2 separate regions of the Homo sapiens genome follow, and region 1 is linked to region 2. Evidence: chromatin loops called from intact Hi-C (ENCODE). Cell type or tissue: dorsolateral prefrontal cortex. All regions are shown on one strand.

What was found. Peaks named below come from ENCODE experiments on the same cell type or tissue, not always from the same donor. Only the 100,000 strongest peaks of a DNase experiment are listed, where the experiment ranks them.
Region 1: it touches region 2 in a loop (2.7-fold over the local background); 12 of 110 quality-filtered maps call a loop at or near these places.

What each region holds. Positions count from the first base shown.
Region 1 is chr11:34,324,051-34,332,050 of GRCh38, forward strand. All of the region lies in intron 1 of ABTB2 (ankyrin repeat and BTB domain containing 2), which reads right to left. Among named protein-coding and RNA genes, the nearest start is that of ABTB2, 30 kb to the right of the region's middle. RefSeq lists a silencer at 5,338-5,538. In dorsolateral prefrontal cortex, no CTCF peak of the experiment used is centred here; DNase peaks (open chromatin) are centred at 4,121 and 4,305; H3K27ac peaks cover 1,557 bases.
Region 2 is chr11:34,258,930-34,266,929 of GRCh38, forward strand. The region is part of intron 1 of ABTB2 (ankyrin repeat and BTB domain containing 2); the gene reads right to left. Among named protein-coding and RNA genes, the nearest start is that of ABTB2, 95 kb to the right of the region's middle. In dorsolateral prefrontal cortex, no CTCF peak of the experiment used is centred here; DNase peaks (open chromatin) are centred at 3,022, 3,891 and 7,612; H3K4me3 peaks cover 2,057 bases; H3K27ac peaks cover 3,104 bases.

The DNA.
Region 1 (8,000 bases), 65 kb after region 2:
CAGGTGCCTGCCACCATACCCAGTTAGTTTTTGTATTTTTAGTAGAGACGGGGTTTCACCATGTTGGCCAGGCTGGTCTTGAACTCCTGACCTCAAGTGATCTGCCTGCCTCAGCCTCCCAAAGTGCTGGGATTACAGGCATGAGCCACCATGCCCAGCTACTTTACATAAATTCTTAGTTAGTCCTCACAACAGTCCTATGAGGACAGATATTATTGTGCTATAATTAAAATCCCAGGCTTACTTTAACCCTCACACTAGTGGTAAATATCTGCCAGACAAGTTTCCAGCCCCTATTCCTGGGCCCATGATAGGCATCATCAATGGATTTCTGAATTCTTTCTTCTGAGCCTGAATTCACCACAGTGCTCCAGACAGTGATGATTGATCAGGCTTGGTCCATGAGGTGATATCTACTTGTCATTCCCACAGTAAGTCATGCTGTTAAAAAAACAGGTGCCAGTTAGACTGAGCTACCCCTCCAACACTTCTTCCTAGGGTCCACTCCTGCCTCTTCAGGAAATGCAAAACCCAAGCCTACAAATAAACCTCAGCATTGGTCAGTAATGCTGCCAGACCACTGGATCAGCCTCCAGGAGGTTATTAAATAGCACAGCCCAGCTGCCAAAGCCTTCTGAGGCTTGGCATGCAAGTAGAGGCTCCCCTTTGGGGACCGCTGGCTGTCCCTGTTCAGTTACAGATCAGAATTTCCAGCTCTGCTACTTTTTAGCTTCCCCTACCTTTCTGCCAAGAAAGCACAAAGACGCACAAAGACACCAAAGCAGGAGTCAGAGGCCTATGTCCCGGCAGGCTCAGCCTCTACTGGAGTGCCCGTGGCAGACTGTATCACCTCCCTCCACCTCAGAGTCCACATCTGAAAAGTGCACTGATTCGGTCACAGTTAGAGTGCTTTCCAGTTCTTTTTTTGGTTTGTTCTTTTTTGTTGTTGAGGTTGCCTGGGCTGGTCTCAAACTCCTGGCTTCAAGTAATCCTCTTGCCTTGGCCCCCTCAAAGTGCTGGGATTACAGGTATGAGCCACCATACCTGGACACTTCCCAGTTTTAACTTCAGATTCAAAGTCAAAGTTCTCAGAGCTCTGATATTATGTGCATAATCCCTGACACAAAGAAGATATCCTATGAATATTTACAGGAGGATAGGAAAAATAACTAGTTTGGGAAAAAAGAGCCTCTTTAGTGGTCCATCAGTGGCCACTATCAGAGGAAGGTCTGAATGTGGTGGAGAATAAATGCTCTCCAAGACAGAACCAGTGCTATACCTTCCAGTATGTGTTCTTTCCCCATGGAGGTTCTGTGATAATGCAGGATTAAAAATCAGTGGGCCCAAAGTTCTGCTATCTGCTGCCGACGTGACCTTAGGCAAGTTAAGCTCTCCGTTCCCTAGTTTCCTCACTTATAAGGTGCAGATAATCATAGCACCAACATCATAGCATTATTGAAATAGCAATATACTACCTGTAAGAACCTAGAAAAGTGCATGGCACATAGTAAGTGCTTAATGAAGTTAGCTATTACTATTACTACTCTTACTACTGTATTGATCTATAGATTATCCAGCCCAGGAGAGGGGATTCTGCTGCCTGGTCAAATGCTGGATAGGCCGGGTGCAGTGACTCACGCCTGCAATCCCAGCACTTTGGGAGATTGAGGCAGGCAGATCACTTGAGGCCAGGAGTTCGAGACCAGCCTGGCCAAAACAGCAAAACCTCATCTCTACTGCAAATACAAAAATTAGCCAGGTGTGGTGGCACATGCCCGTAATCCCAGCTACTTGGAAGGCTGAGGCAGGAGAGTCACTTGAACTCGGGAGGTGGAGGTTGCAGTAAGCTGAGATTGCAACACTGCACTCCAGCCTGGGCGACAGAGTGAGACAGTCTCAAAAAATAAAATAAAATAAAATAAAATAAAATAAAATAAAATAAAATAAAATAAAATAAAATAAAATAAAGAAAAAGCTGGATAAATGTTTACTAAATGAATGAATGAGTGAGGTAAAACCAACTCTTAATTCCTTCCAGGTCTTTCTTCTCTCTCTGTACTCTAATAGGCTAGCAGTCTCCTACAATGTTAGATTTTATACAAAGGGTAAAGGGATAGTGGTGAGCTTTCTATACATTCCACTTAAACATCTAGGAAAATACCGATTCTAAGTTGACAATGGAAAATTAAGTATGTAGTTTTTAATCCTTAGACCACCCACCAAAAAAACCACAGAGATATAGTCAAAACACATAATAGATACATTAAAACAGAATACTGAAAAATGTTCTAGCCAGGTACAGTGGCTCACATTTGTAATCCCAACACTTTGGGGGGCCAAGGCAGTTGGATCACTTGAGGCCAAGAGTTCAAGACCAGCCTGCCCAACGTGGTGAGACCCCCATCTCTACTAAAAATATTAATACAAAAATTAGTTAGGTGTGGTGGCACATGCCTGTAGTCCCAGCTACCTGGGAGGCTGATGTATGAAAATCACTTGAATCTGGGAGGCAGAGGTTGCAGTGAGCCGAGATCATGCTACTGCATTCCAGCCTGGGTGTCAGAGGGAGACCCTGTCTCAAAAAAAAAAAAAAAAGTTTAAATAATCTAAAGGCAGGAAAGGAGAAAGGGAGTAGCCAAAAACAGAACAAACAGAAACAAATAATAAAATAACAGAAACTAGATCCAAATACATAAACAATTAGATTAAATGTAAATGTTCTAAACATATCAGTTAGGGCTGGGTGCGTTGTCTCATGCCTATAATCCCAGCACTTTGGGAGGCTGAGGCAGGCAGATCATTTGAGGTCAGGAGTTCAAGATCAGCCTAGGCAACATGGTGAAAGCCTGTCTCTACTAAAAATGCAAAAATTATTTTGTATTTGGGCGTGGTGGTGGGTTCCTGTAATCCCAGCTACCCAGGAGGCTGACAGGAGAATCGCTTAAACCCGGGAGGTGGAGGTTGCAGTGAGCCAAGATTGCGCCACTACACTATAGCCTGGGCAACAGAGCGAGACTCCGTCTCAAAAATAAAATAAGAAAAAAACATACCAGTTAGGAGATAATGGATTATGAGAACAGATAAACAACAAAACATGACTATTTGCTGTATACAAGAAACTCACTTGGAATACGATATAGGCTAGTTAAAATTAAATGTATGGAAAAACATTACGCAAACGTATCAAAAGAAAGCTGGAGTGGCTCTAATATCAGATAAAGTAGACTTCACAGCAAAGAAGATTACTAAGGATAAAGAGGGACATTGCAATCCTAGTTTTTATATAAAGCATCAAAGAAGATGATATTTCTAGGGGAAAGGAGTGGGAGCAATTCAGGAAGATCCTCTGTGTCCCACCCTAGGAATCCACCCCCCTAGCCACTTGAGGGCCCAGTAGCAGGGGAAACGTGGCCTGGCTCTCACTCTCAGGCCTCAGGCACATTTGGTTATCTTCACTCACCCCAGTTCCTTTCCACTCTCAATTAGCTTTTGAAGGAAAGCAACCCCAAAAGTGACAGGAGTCAGGGACCTTGTTGGAAAAAGTCATCCTCAGCCCAGGATTACATACTCCTTCCTTGGGGGTAAAATGTCAACTCTATAGCATCATCCTATAAGTGGGACTCTATATGCATGTTGTTAAGGATTTAAAATAAAATTCCCGTATTTCCACTCTTCCCCCTCTCCCAGATACGTTTCTCCCAAGAGAAACTTACAGAGAAAAAAACTTTAGAAACCAAATGATCCTGCCTGGGAGAAAGAGTTCTGGATTATGTTTTCTGCTGCTATGACCTTGGCAGAATCTGGTTTAAACAATCCCCCGGCAGCTGCGTGTACATGGTTAGAATGCACTTTGTCTGCTGTCTCACTCCCAGACCCAACTCCTCGCTGGCTGTTTAACATTTCCAACCCTCATTCTGCCTGTACTCTGAAATGTGTCATCTAGCACAGTGTGTGAAAATATTGAGATTAAGGTGGCCTCATCAGCCCTAAGCAACTCTGACTCTGTCCAACTCCAGAATAAAGATTTGGTTTGTGCTTGGACTGGTCCTGCTGTCCAGGCTGGATTGGCAGTCAAAGTCAGACAGATGGAGAGATCACGTGGGTCAGACAGGTTGGAAGGAGGCCCACTCAGTATCCCCCCTTCTGGAAAGACACTGGCTTCAGCATTCAGGCAATCTTCCTTCTTCCCAGGCTTCCAGTTTCAAGAGTGATGAAATCTGTTATCAAGGGAGTACTTGCTTTTTTGACTGTGAGAAATCCTGCAATGACAGTCTCTATCCACAGCATCGGAGTGAGGGACGCAGGCTTTGCAGCTGGAGGGAGCCTGGTGTGAGGCTGGCTTTGATGCTCACTTGCTTGGTGACTTGGGGCAGGCTGCCTAACCTCCCCAAGCCTCTGCTGCTTCCTCTGAAAATTGAGGAGAACAGTATCTGCCCTTCTACTGGTGTGATGAGGATTAAATGAGACAACGTATGCAAAATTCTTAGCACTGTACCTGAGCTAGTAACTGCTGAATAAACAGTTTCTGTTATTACTGCAACAGGATCATTCATTCCTCCAGAGCAGAAACCACCTTTTTGTTCTCCATGATGCCTCTAGAGATGCCGGCCACCGGGCAGGCATTCAAGGAACCCTTATTGGCTCTCAACATTCACACTATCTGGATCTAGTTAGTTGTAGGTACTTCAAAAGGAACATTTTATAACACCCCTCCTTGTCTGGTTTAGTTCTGAAATGGAAAGCAAATTGGCCACTTAGCCATCCAGAATCCTGAAAACACGTGGCCTCTCATATGGTCACACCTTCTATTTGCATCTACAGCTGATTAAAAGCAAAAATCTACGAGATGAACTTTTCAATAATAATTGTCAACACTCAGTTTAGACCAAACAGTTGAACTAAAACTTCAAGTATGTCAAGGTAGCACTGGGTCAGAGATAGACTAGAAGAGAAGTAACATTTAAATTCATCTGGCACAATTTAAGATCCCATTAAGACAGAAATAAACCCAGCCTGCAAGCTATTCAGCACCTAAATGGCTCACTCCTTCAAACCTGTAATCTGAATATTTAAGACACCCTCTAAAGAAGTGCTTCTCTTTCAGAGAGGAAAGGTTTCATTAGAACAAATAAACACTGAAGTCAGTGAATATAACAAATAATTGCTCTAACAGCAGCAACCAAAAGATACTCTCATTAATGGTCTGTTGAAACTCTTCAAATAAAGTTACCCTTGCCCTACTTAATGTGGTGATGTGTTTCTCTAGAAGACTGGTTTTTCCACTCCACTTCCTTCCAGATCCATCTTCCATCCCACTTCCCACTCCACCCCCCTGCCCAGATCACCCAGCATCTTCTCTCCACAGCATCCAATCTTCCTCTTCTATCCACAGCTGACCTACAGTTCTCAGGCCATGAGGGCTCCCAACCTTCCCTCTCAGCATGGGGTGGAGCATGTGGTTATGGACTACAATGACTGGTTCAATGATGGGGCACATGACCTAGGCCAGGCCCATCAGAGCCAACGAGACTCAAGTCCAGAATCTTTGAGCTATCACAAGAAGCCAACTGGTCCCCTTTCCTACTCAGCTTCAAAGCTGAGGCTGCTGCAGCTAGTTTGCAACCACAGGAGAAAGGCTGCCAGATAATGGAGCCAACCCAGGAGCAGAATCCAGAAGCAAGAGTAAGCAAAAGAAACAGGGTCCCAAAGGTACCAGTGAACCTCTGAGTCAAAGTGTACCTGAAGCCAATCCTACTTTGGGACTTTTAAACAAGCCAGTAAATTCAACTGTGTCTGTAGCCTGCAGAGTCCTGACACTGAAATGGTAAACAGAAGTGTACTTAGAAGCTACTTTATGGTTTCTTAGCTTTAAATTACTTAGGAAATGAGAATGATGCACTGGATTCCCAGAACTCCGTCCCATCTCTGTGCCCAAGTATGAGTCCAGGACTGGCTATTTCTGACCAAGTGGTTGCTGGCTGGGAAGTGCCAGGGACTTCACTTGGGGAATACTGCTTAGATAAACAGGTCTTGGGTAACGACAAAGCACTGATCTCAGGACTCCTGACTTCTGGTCCCTGCTGGGTCACTCCTTGGCCATGGGACCTCAAGTAAACCCTTCTGCACTTCATTTTCTTCTAAAGGAAAACAAAGCCCTCTGCCTCTAACACAGGGAGAATAGGAGCCAGTACTGCCTGGTATTTTGGGCTTTGAGTTGGGTAGATCTAGGTTCAAATCCCTAGTCTACCCTAGATCCAAGATTAGGATTTGGGTCAAGAGGCCCAATCTCTCTGACCCTCAGTTTCCTTCTTTGTAAAATGGGAACAAATCAGAGTATTGTTGCACAGAGTTATTTTAAGAATTAAATAAGGTAAAGTTTATAAAGTGTTTAGTAAGGTGTCTGATATATAGAAAGACACAATAAATGGTAGCTATAATAGCTGTGAGATCAAATGAGAAAGAATGTGAAAGTGCTTTGTAAAAACCATGAGAAACTGTACCTGTATTAGGGATTATTGTCATCACCTCTCATTCCTAAAATGGCCATGGTTATAACATCATAGTGTGGGGTAAAGGCAATAAACTTATGAAATAAATTCAATTGATAAATTATACCCAATCCAGCAGAGAGATAGTTGTCAATGAGGCATAGGGGTGCAAACCCCATGCTATAACTGTCATTTCATCAACAGTTTAGCACACTCCCAAGAAATATGTTAGGGTGGTTCATGGAAAATGCTATCAATAGTGACCTGTTAAATGTTCCTCTGGAGGCCTGGAACTGTTCCCAAGCTATGTGCATGCAGTCAGATCCCTTTGGAACTTTTCCAGAGCTACATCTGCAAAAGTACAGGTAAGATCCCCTTCCTGATTCTCCAACTTCTTTTAACAACTTCATGGGCAGGATGCAAATCTGCCTCTTTATGAATGAGAAATTTCAGTTGCTGAGCTTGGCAGCAGAGATTTCCAAGAAATCCAGCCTTCCAGTGGACCCCCTCCTATGTTCCACCAGCACATCCCATAAAACGAGGGAGTTCTGGGTTTCAAATGGGCTGCTTGCAGGAAAGAGACAGCTGTGGTAAAACCAAAAAGATATTCCTTCCACGTGTTGAAGAATAAAGTCCTCCTGATTGAAGGGACTTTGGCTTCTTTTTAGTTTGGAGGCATTTTAAAAAGCATACATGACAAGCCTAAGAAGTGCTTACCACAAGCATATAAAGGGTCACTTCAACTCATGTAAGTATTGCTTAACGCGGAAAAAATTAAAGCTTGAAAAATCAGGACCATAAAACGCAAGGAGTAAGGAGTTGTGGAAAAACAACCCCATCTGAGGTTGCAATACTCCTTCAGGAAAATAGATACACTGTTCTCTTACTCTCTTTTCTAACTGTAGCCTATATACCAGCCATGTGTATTTTGGACTCCTTCCCATCCTACCATGATTTCCTGTCTAAGTCTGGGTCCCATGGTAACTGGAGCAATTTGGCATGCTGGCCCCAAACACCATGACTGGCCACGTGAGGGATGCCAAGTGGGTATCTCTTCCATAACAAACATCTCTCTCTTCTGGCTCTGTAATGAGGTTACTCTCTTACTCATAAACTCTTACTAATAAAGTCTTCAGTTGATAAATGAATCTTCCCATCCAGCCTCTTTCACTCACCCAGAAGAAGTGATAATCTTTTGCAGAGCCAGAAGATCTATGTATTCAAGTTTACATTGCACGGGGTAGAAGGGTTGCAAGACTGCGGGAAAAAGAAAAATTAAAAACCCCAGCTTTGCTGCTAGCAAAAGTGTTAAGTAGTTCAGTAAAAGCCAAACCTCATTTATGGAGTGAGCAGAAGTTATCCTTGGAAATGTATTTCCTGGTGAGAGTCCCAAGGATATGGTGACATGAGTCACAGGTTTTACAAGCCTGAGGGCTAACTTCTATTTATCTTTCAGATCTCAACACAAATGACCACCTCTGGGACTATGACAACTCCATGCCCCCAATCTGA
Region 2 (8,000 bases):
AGTACATATGCGTGTGGTAGTGGTGGGGCATATCACTTTATATTTATATACCTGGTTGTTTTTCACCTGCTGTTCTGCTCACATTATGCTATGTGTGAGGATTGAACATTTATTTGCTTGGTGAAGTCTAAGTGTTCAATGTATGTTTGCTGCTATTGTTAATTCTTGCTGTTGTTACTGTTACTGTTGCAATTGTTCTTGGGGTCAGGCTTGTTAGCATTTTGGTCTAATAGCCCAGGTATGTCTCTCCACCCTAGTCCGCCCTCTGCTCTCTGCCTGTCCTCCACAGTGAGGTCATAAGCTCATGTGTCTGGCCTGGGCTTTTGCTAGTCAGCACCACCAAGTCTGAACGAGGCCTGGCAGGGCAGATCAAACAACTCTGGTTTGAATTAAGTGTGGTGATTTTATAGCAGGAATAAAGCAGGGAAGATAAGGGAGGAAATGTACCCAGCAACCCTAAGCTCTTAAAAGTAGTTTGGGGAATAGGTAAGAACCACCACAGAAACTTGCAAACGATGAACAGATTTTTGTTTTGTGGAGAATGAAGAGGAAATGCAGAACTCTATGGAAATTCTCCCCTACTCAGCTCCCCTCCTTCTCAGAAATAGTCAGGTATTCTCCTCTGGGTGATATAGAAGTTCAGCCTTTCCTTGACTTTCAGATCTGTGGGGTATCACTGTCTCTTTCTCTCCCTTTCAGCAGCTGGGATCTGGCCTGCAGCCTTAAAGAAAGGTGACCGGTTACATTAATCAGAAATATAACCTATCAATGGCGTTTCAAAACTGGCTGGATCACATTCATAGCTGTCCTCAAATGCTTAGCACCCCTAGAAAACTAGGACTAGTCAACAAATCCCAGAGACCTTCCCCTAAATAAACTTTATTATTATTATTATTTGAGACAGGGTCTCTGTTACCCAGGATGAAGCGTAGTGGCATAATCACAGCTCATTGCAGCCTCGACCTCCTGGGCTCCAGCAATCCTCCTACCTTAGCCTCCCGAGGAGCTGAGATCACAGGTGCACACCACCACACTTGGCTAATTTTTTATTGTATTTTTTCTAGAGGTGGGGTTTTGCCATGTTGCTCAGGCTGGTCTCAAACTCCTGGGCTCAAGCAATCTGCCTGCCTCGGCCTCTCAAAGTGCCAGGATTATAGGCATGAGCCATTACGCCTGGCCTAAATGAAAAAGAAAATCTCTGCTAAATGTAAAGTAAGGCTCTGGAATAATTGCTTTCCTGGGTGCCCTGCCTAAGTACAAAGAGGACAGAAGTGTACCCACCGTTCAGCGCTTGGAGGCTTCTCGCCATGAAATCCCCAAGGGCCCTGAGAGTCAATGAGGAACGTGATCAAGTGGAACAGGGAGAAGCAAGCTGAATACAAAATGAAGATTTTCTGAATTCAATAACCCATCTGATCCTAGCTGATAAAGTACCTGCACTCTGCAGGGCGGAGGGCTGTGTACTGCCTCCTGAATAATAAACACAGAAGGTCCCAACCGCTGATCACGGTGTAATTCAATGAGGGGTCTCTGAAGAGGACATGTCAGCACACACTGCAGTGCAGGGCTCTGAAAAGGCAGCGGAATCCCCAGATAGAGTTACTCCTCGGGATGTTGTCTAGAAACACACAGCTACCTCCTTCAAAGGATAAATTGTATTGATAAGGGATTAATAGTTTTTCTTAAATGGACATTTGGTCTGGGATAGCACCATTGGAAGAATTCTGAAACGCTTATCTCACAGGTTTTCTTAAAGCATCCAATCGGTACCCCTCATTTTACAGATGTGAATATGGAAGCCCATGGAGACTAAGTGTCCTGCCCAGGGTCATGCAAAAGGTGAGGGCAGAGCTGAGGGCAAACTGAGACTCCATTTCCATTCCAGGCTTTCTTCCACCCTACTGTACAGCCACACGTCCTTGTCCTGTGGGGTGTATAGCTTTCTCCCATCTAAATGACACTTTCTAAGGCTGGGTGTGGTGGCTCACCTGAGGCCAGCATGGCCAACATGGTGAAACCTTGTCTCTACTAAAAGTACAAAGAATTAGCTGGGTGTGCTGGTGGGTGCCTGTAATCCCAGCTACCTGGGAAGCTGAGGTGGAAGAATCGCTTGAACTTGGGAGGCAGAGGTTGTAGTGAGCAGAGATTGTACCACTGCACTCCAGCCTAGGCAACAGAGCAAGACTCCATCTCCCCGCCTGCCCCCCCCAAAAAAAGACACTTTGTAAGGCACTTTCACATCTCTCTCAATCACGCTCACCTAGGTTTAATAACCTAGAAAATTTTATAGAGAAAGGATATAAGTTAATATAAAAAACAGAAATGCTGCTAGAGTGACTGATGTATCAGCTTGAGTACACAGTGTCACAGCTGTGGACAGGAAAGATCCAGGCTTACCACAAAGACAAATATATGGACACATCCTTGCTTGACAAAACTATTTACAATGGGATTCTACAAGGTAGTCTGTTTTTTTCATACATTTGAAAGAAAATTTAACTTATAGAAATCCTCCTATTTACCAACATTTTCAGGTTTACTCCAATTGCATTATATAAAAAAGTACTTTTTTTTTTTTTGCCTGATTTTTACTTCTGAGGAAACAAGGGGGTGATAACAAGGATTACAAAAGACAATGATTGGCTTCCCACCTTATAAATTAATAGAAAGATAAGAACAGAATTATAAACCCCAGAAGGGAAGAGGCCTTAAGAAAACCTGATGCTGACTTAGCTATAATGAGTTAATCCACTTAGATCTCATGCAATAATGGGCATTATAGTAAATTTATAATTATCACCATTTTTACTCTTTTAAAAAACGCTATCACACATTTTCCTCTGGCTTCCCCCACCCAAGGCATAGCCAGTTTCACAGTTTGGTGAATAAGCTGTATTCTTCTGGCTTTTAAAAAACATCACAGTGCTATCTCTGTACCACCCCCCAAATTAAATCAGACTTGTTGCAACACAGCTGCAGCTTGTGGCTGCCAGCATTTCTGGAGGACAGCAGGACCTCCAACTTGGCAGGGTGGGGTGCTGGTTTTCATAGAGGCCTTCCAGCCCTGAAATGCCACCATACCCCTGGTACAGTGAGTCCAGCACCCAACAAGAAAACAACACCGACTCACATCCTTGTGTGGAAAAGGTGGGAGGCAACCATTCTTGCAACAGTTCTTTGATAGAGAAATAAATGATGTCCAGAGATGCAACAGGTTTGATGCTTGCACTCTCAGTAAATGGTGGCCTCAGTTAGGTCCAACCTTGGGATTTGGATCCTCTAAGAAATGCAAAGACACTTCTAGCAAGTCCTCTTTCCTCAATACTTTTGTCATCTGTTTTTGGCAGCTAGTATTCCTTTAGCAATTTAAGGGGCTTGGACTCTCATGATTTCCAATCTGGGTACCTCCCCTGCAGACGAGGAAACCTAAGGCTCAGATGTAAAGGAACCCGCTTGAGGTCATGCTGCTACATCAGATCCAGGACTTAGACCTCAATCTGCCTTCAAGGGACTCAGATCCAGCGGAACTAGACAAGACAAAGGAGGGGCTAGAAACACAGTCCTGTTGCAACAAAGCAAATAGGGATGCATAGCTAGGCTGTGGGTATCGTCCAATTACACCTCCAGCAACAATCAAATCTATCGCCAGCCCACCCCCACAATCTTTCCCCAGTGGATTTTTCTTCCTCCATTAGCCTTGATAAATTACAAGGCCCCACAGCAGGGACTGTTTCTTCCTCTCAGCTTTGTTTAGAGCATTGTCCTAGCAAAGCTCAAATAAAGGGCCATTATTAACAGTGACAATAATGCAATACTGTTTTCTCAAGGGCTTCCACCAGAGCTTGCCAGGTCAACACCATCCTACTTCCTGCCACCTCTTGTGGGCGATTGTCACCTGCAAACCCTCAGGTGCCCAGGAGGTCAGTACCCAGCACTGCGCTCTACTTTGAGCTGCCTAAACACTGCCCTGGAAATTGGACAAAGGAGAAGGACCCGGCAAAACATGTCATCATGCCAGGAAAGGTCTAATAGGGCAGCCACAGGAGACGAAATCAGGCCAGGGAGATAATGGGCCCCAGATTTGTTTTGAACTGAGCTCACTCACAGCCCAGGGCCCTGATGCTAAAGGACTCCGGAGGCCGGTTTAGCATCAGAAATGCTTTGGTGGTAGCTCTGGTTTTCATTAGGTCCTTTGGGCCTTGGATACACTGAGGTTAAGGGTCCATCTCTCAAGAAATGCTGCTTTTGGTGGGGGTTGGGGGGACACAGAGAGGAGCCATGGAGTGTTTGGTCTTACGTGTGAGAGTCCATATGTGTGCATGCGCTTGCATGAGGGCCACACTCCCCCTTCACATTCCCTAACTTTAGGTTCTGGTTAGAAATTCATTAACAAAGGCTCTGTGGGGGAAATAAAATCGGCTTTTTATTGCAACAAAAGCAACCAGCAGGATAAGGCAGGGTGGATGGAGAGAGGAGGTGTGGTTTAAACATAAGTTCTTTTGCAGGTTCTCAGCTTTTAATTAGCACACCTGAGTGCAGACCCCTCCCTCATGCTTATAAACACAGGTCTGCTCAGGCTTTCCTTTTATTGTCACTTGTCACAGGCCCAGGTAGCCAAAGCTTATCTGGATTGGAAGTGCTAGGCTCTTCCCTGAGGCTCTCCTGCAGGTGGCTGACTCATTCTTGCAGAGGCTGGGAAGCCAGCCAGGTGCAGCAGTGGGTTAAGAGTTTCCATTACCAGCCCAGGGACTCATTCCCTAGGCATGTTGTAGGCACCCTCTGGGGACAGAGCTCAATTCTAGGCACAGTAGGGAAACAAGGATGAATGGGCTGACCTACCCCCAGGAGCCCTATCTCCTAGCCCACAAAGTGACACACGACACACATCAGGCATGCGCAAGACACTGTCCTCAGGCCCGACCCCAGTCCCCCACTGGTATCTGCCATGGAGGTTGCAATTTGTGGCACGGGAGGGAGAACATAAACCCATCTGCTAACAAGGCTGGTGTGTGTGAGTACTGCAGGCCCAGACGGTTCTCCTTAACATGCTGACGTCTTTATGGAGTCTGACGTTTGGCTGGCTTTGCTCTGTGAGATCAGTGGTCTTCCAGGGTAAGTTTCCCAATGTTTTCTCTAAGGGAAGTAACACAGGCCTTCTTACTAGGCTTCTCCAGCAGGAGAAAAAGGGCGAGAGTTTTAGGGCCATCAGGAGAGTCTCCAAACACATCTGATCTTCTAGAAGCAGCTTGGAGGGAAGCCCTGAATAGGGAGTATAGTGAGCAGTCTCGAGGCCGAGAGTTCAAAGCAGGGTTTCCCTAGCTCTCTCGGCCTCAGTTTCTTCCTCTGTGAGATGGGCTCTTCAATTCACACCATCCCTAGGATTCAATGGCAGCACATCAGGCACATGGCGATGTGTCTCTGTGCTGTGGACAGGAAGAACGGTCAGAGGTCTGGATACAGCCAGTGTTTCTGCCATAACACAGAGGAAGCAAGAGCAGACCAATGCCTTTGGAAATGTTGCTTCATGGCCCAGATCCATGGGAATTTGCCCAGCTACTCGAGGGAGACCTTTCAAACTTGCTCAGAAAATCTGATTTTCTTTGACTTTTTGCTGCCAGCAATTTAGCTGAGTTGGGTGGTTACTTTGTCTACCTTTTTCTTTCAGTTTTCTCCCAAGCTGATCAAAGAAGCCCAAACGGAGACTCAAAGCCAATATAATAGTCAACTACAATGCTCTCCCTGTTCTGGGACCAGTGGTGGGTGGCATGGACTGGCCACACTTCAATCCCTCCTGGGACATTAAACTGTTCGAAGCGTGTCCCACAGCTAGTCCAGGGTGAATGCCACATTTCTGCTGGCCCGAGCCTGTAATGCCTGCTGGCCCTGGCCAGACCCCTCCTCATCCCGACCCCACTTCCTCATCCTCGGAACAGGGGCTTGGCTTCATTCTCCTCTAAAACTTTGAGCTCAAAGATTTCACAATATCTCTCCTATTCAATGTCCTTGGTCACCAAAATGAGGGATCTGAATCAGCATGGAGGACAGGGAAAGGGGAGATGTGCATTGCAGAACCATTTCTTTCACTATCAACTCAGGATTTTACCAAGTCCTCTCACTTCCTCGTGACTCAGTCGCTTCATTTGAAAAAAGCAAAGGAAAGGGCAATCTGGTCTATCCTTCCTAAGGAAGATGCAGGGATACAAGGAAAAATAGAACCGAAGCAACAAGTTCCAGAGGCAGGTTGAGTCCTTGAAGCCTGAGCATATAAGACAACTCACAAACACCCAGGCCCTTTCACCGGCCTAGCTGGGGGAGAGGATGGGTGGAGAAAGGCCCACCAGCATTGGTGCAATGTCACTGAAGCAGCTACCCTCAATGGGGTGAGTACCTTGCGGACACCATGGCAGTTCTCAGCCCAAGAGCTGATGCTCTTAAAACCCATCAGAATTGGCTGGGCGTGGTGGCTCATGCCTGTAATCCCAGCACTTTGGGAGGCCAAGGTGGGCAAATCACCTGAGGCTGGGAGTTTCAGACCAGTCTGATCAACATGGAGAAACCTCATCTCTACTAAAAATACAAAATTAGCCAGGCGTGGCGGTACATGCCTGTAATCCCAGCTACTTGGGAGGCTGAGACGAGAATCGCTTGAACCCGGGAGGTGGAGGTTGCGGTGAGCCGAGATCATGCCATTGCACTCCAGCCTGGGCAACAAGAGCAAAACTCTGTCTCAAGAAAAAAAAAAAAAAAAAAAAAAAAAAGCCGGGCACGGTGGCTCATGCCTGTAAACCCAACAATTTAGGAGGCCGAGGTGGGTGGATCATCTGAGGTCAGGAGTTCGAGACCAGCCTGGCCAACATGGTGAAACCCTGTCTCTGCTAAAAATACAAAAATTAGCTGGGCATGGTGGCAGGTGCCTGTAACCCCAGCTACTCGGGAGGCTGAGGCAGGAGAATCGCTTGAACCCTGGAGGCAGAGGTTGCAGTGAGCCAAGATCACGCCACTGCATTCCAGCCTGGGAGAAAAGAGCAAAACTCCATCTCAAAAAACAGAATAAAACACCATCAGAAACTCCAAGCAGATCTGCCTGAGTTGGGAGGAAAGAATGATTGAGGGGATCCAGTTCCATCTCTACCACGAATTCATTTTTGTTATTTATTTATCTACTTATTTAGAGACAGGGTCTCACTCTGTCACCCAGGCTGGAGTGCAGTGGTGCGATCATAGCTCATCGTAACCTCAAACTCCTGCACTCAAGCAATCCTTCCACCTCAGCCTCTCAAGTAGCTGGGACTCCAGGCACATGCCACCATGCCTAGCAAATTGTTACATTTTTTTCGGAAGTATGGGGTCTCACTATATTGCCCAGTCTGGCCTTGAACTCCTGGGCTCAAGCAATCTTCCTGCCTCAGCCTCCCGAAGTGCTGGGATTACAGGCATAAGCCACTGCACCTGGCCTCTACTTATATGACTCTAAAGAAGTCACATCCCTGGCCTGGGCCTTAGTTTCCTCATCCGTGAGCAGAGCTGGCCGATCAGACCAATCCCTGCCAGCCCTGACACTATGCACTCCTCCAGCAAGCAGGAAAACAGTAGTGTGTCTTGTTATTTCTGAGCAAAGGCCTTAATTGTTCTCTACAGCATGAACTCCTCTATCTAAAAACCACAACATCTCCTCTCCTCTCCCTCCCCTGCCACCCCCTTCCTCCGAGATCCACAAGACTGTTACAGAACATTCATTTATTTTTCTTCGGTGCTTGGGCTGAAAACTCTGATGACTAAGCCATTGAATTTTAATACGCTACTGTGCTCCTTGGAGGGTTTCTTCATTTCCCAGATCCCCCTCCCCCACCCCCTGTGCCCTCTGTAGACATGTGGTAGTCGTTAGGAACAGTTTGATGAAGTTTAGGTTTTCAGAGTAGAGGAGAGATGGGGGCCAGTGGGTGGGAGGGGAGGGAGAGGCGGGGGAGGTATGATAAATGGACACAACAGTCCAGAGGCCA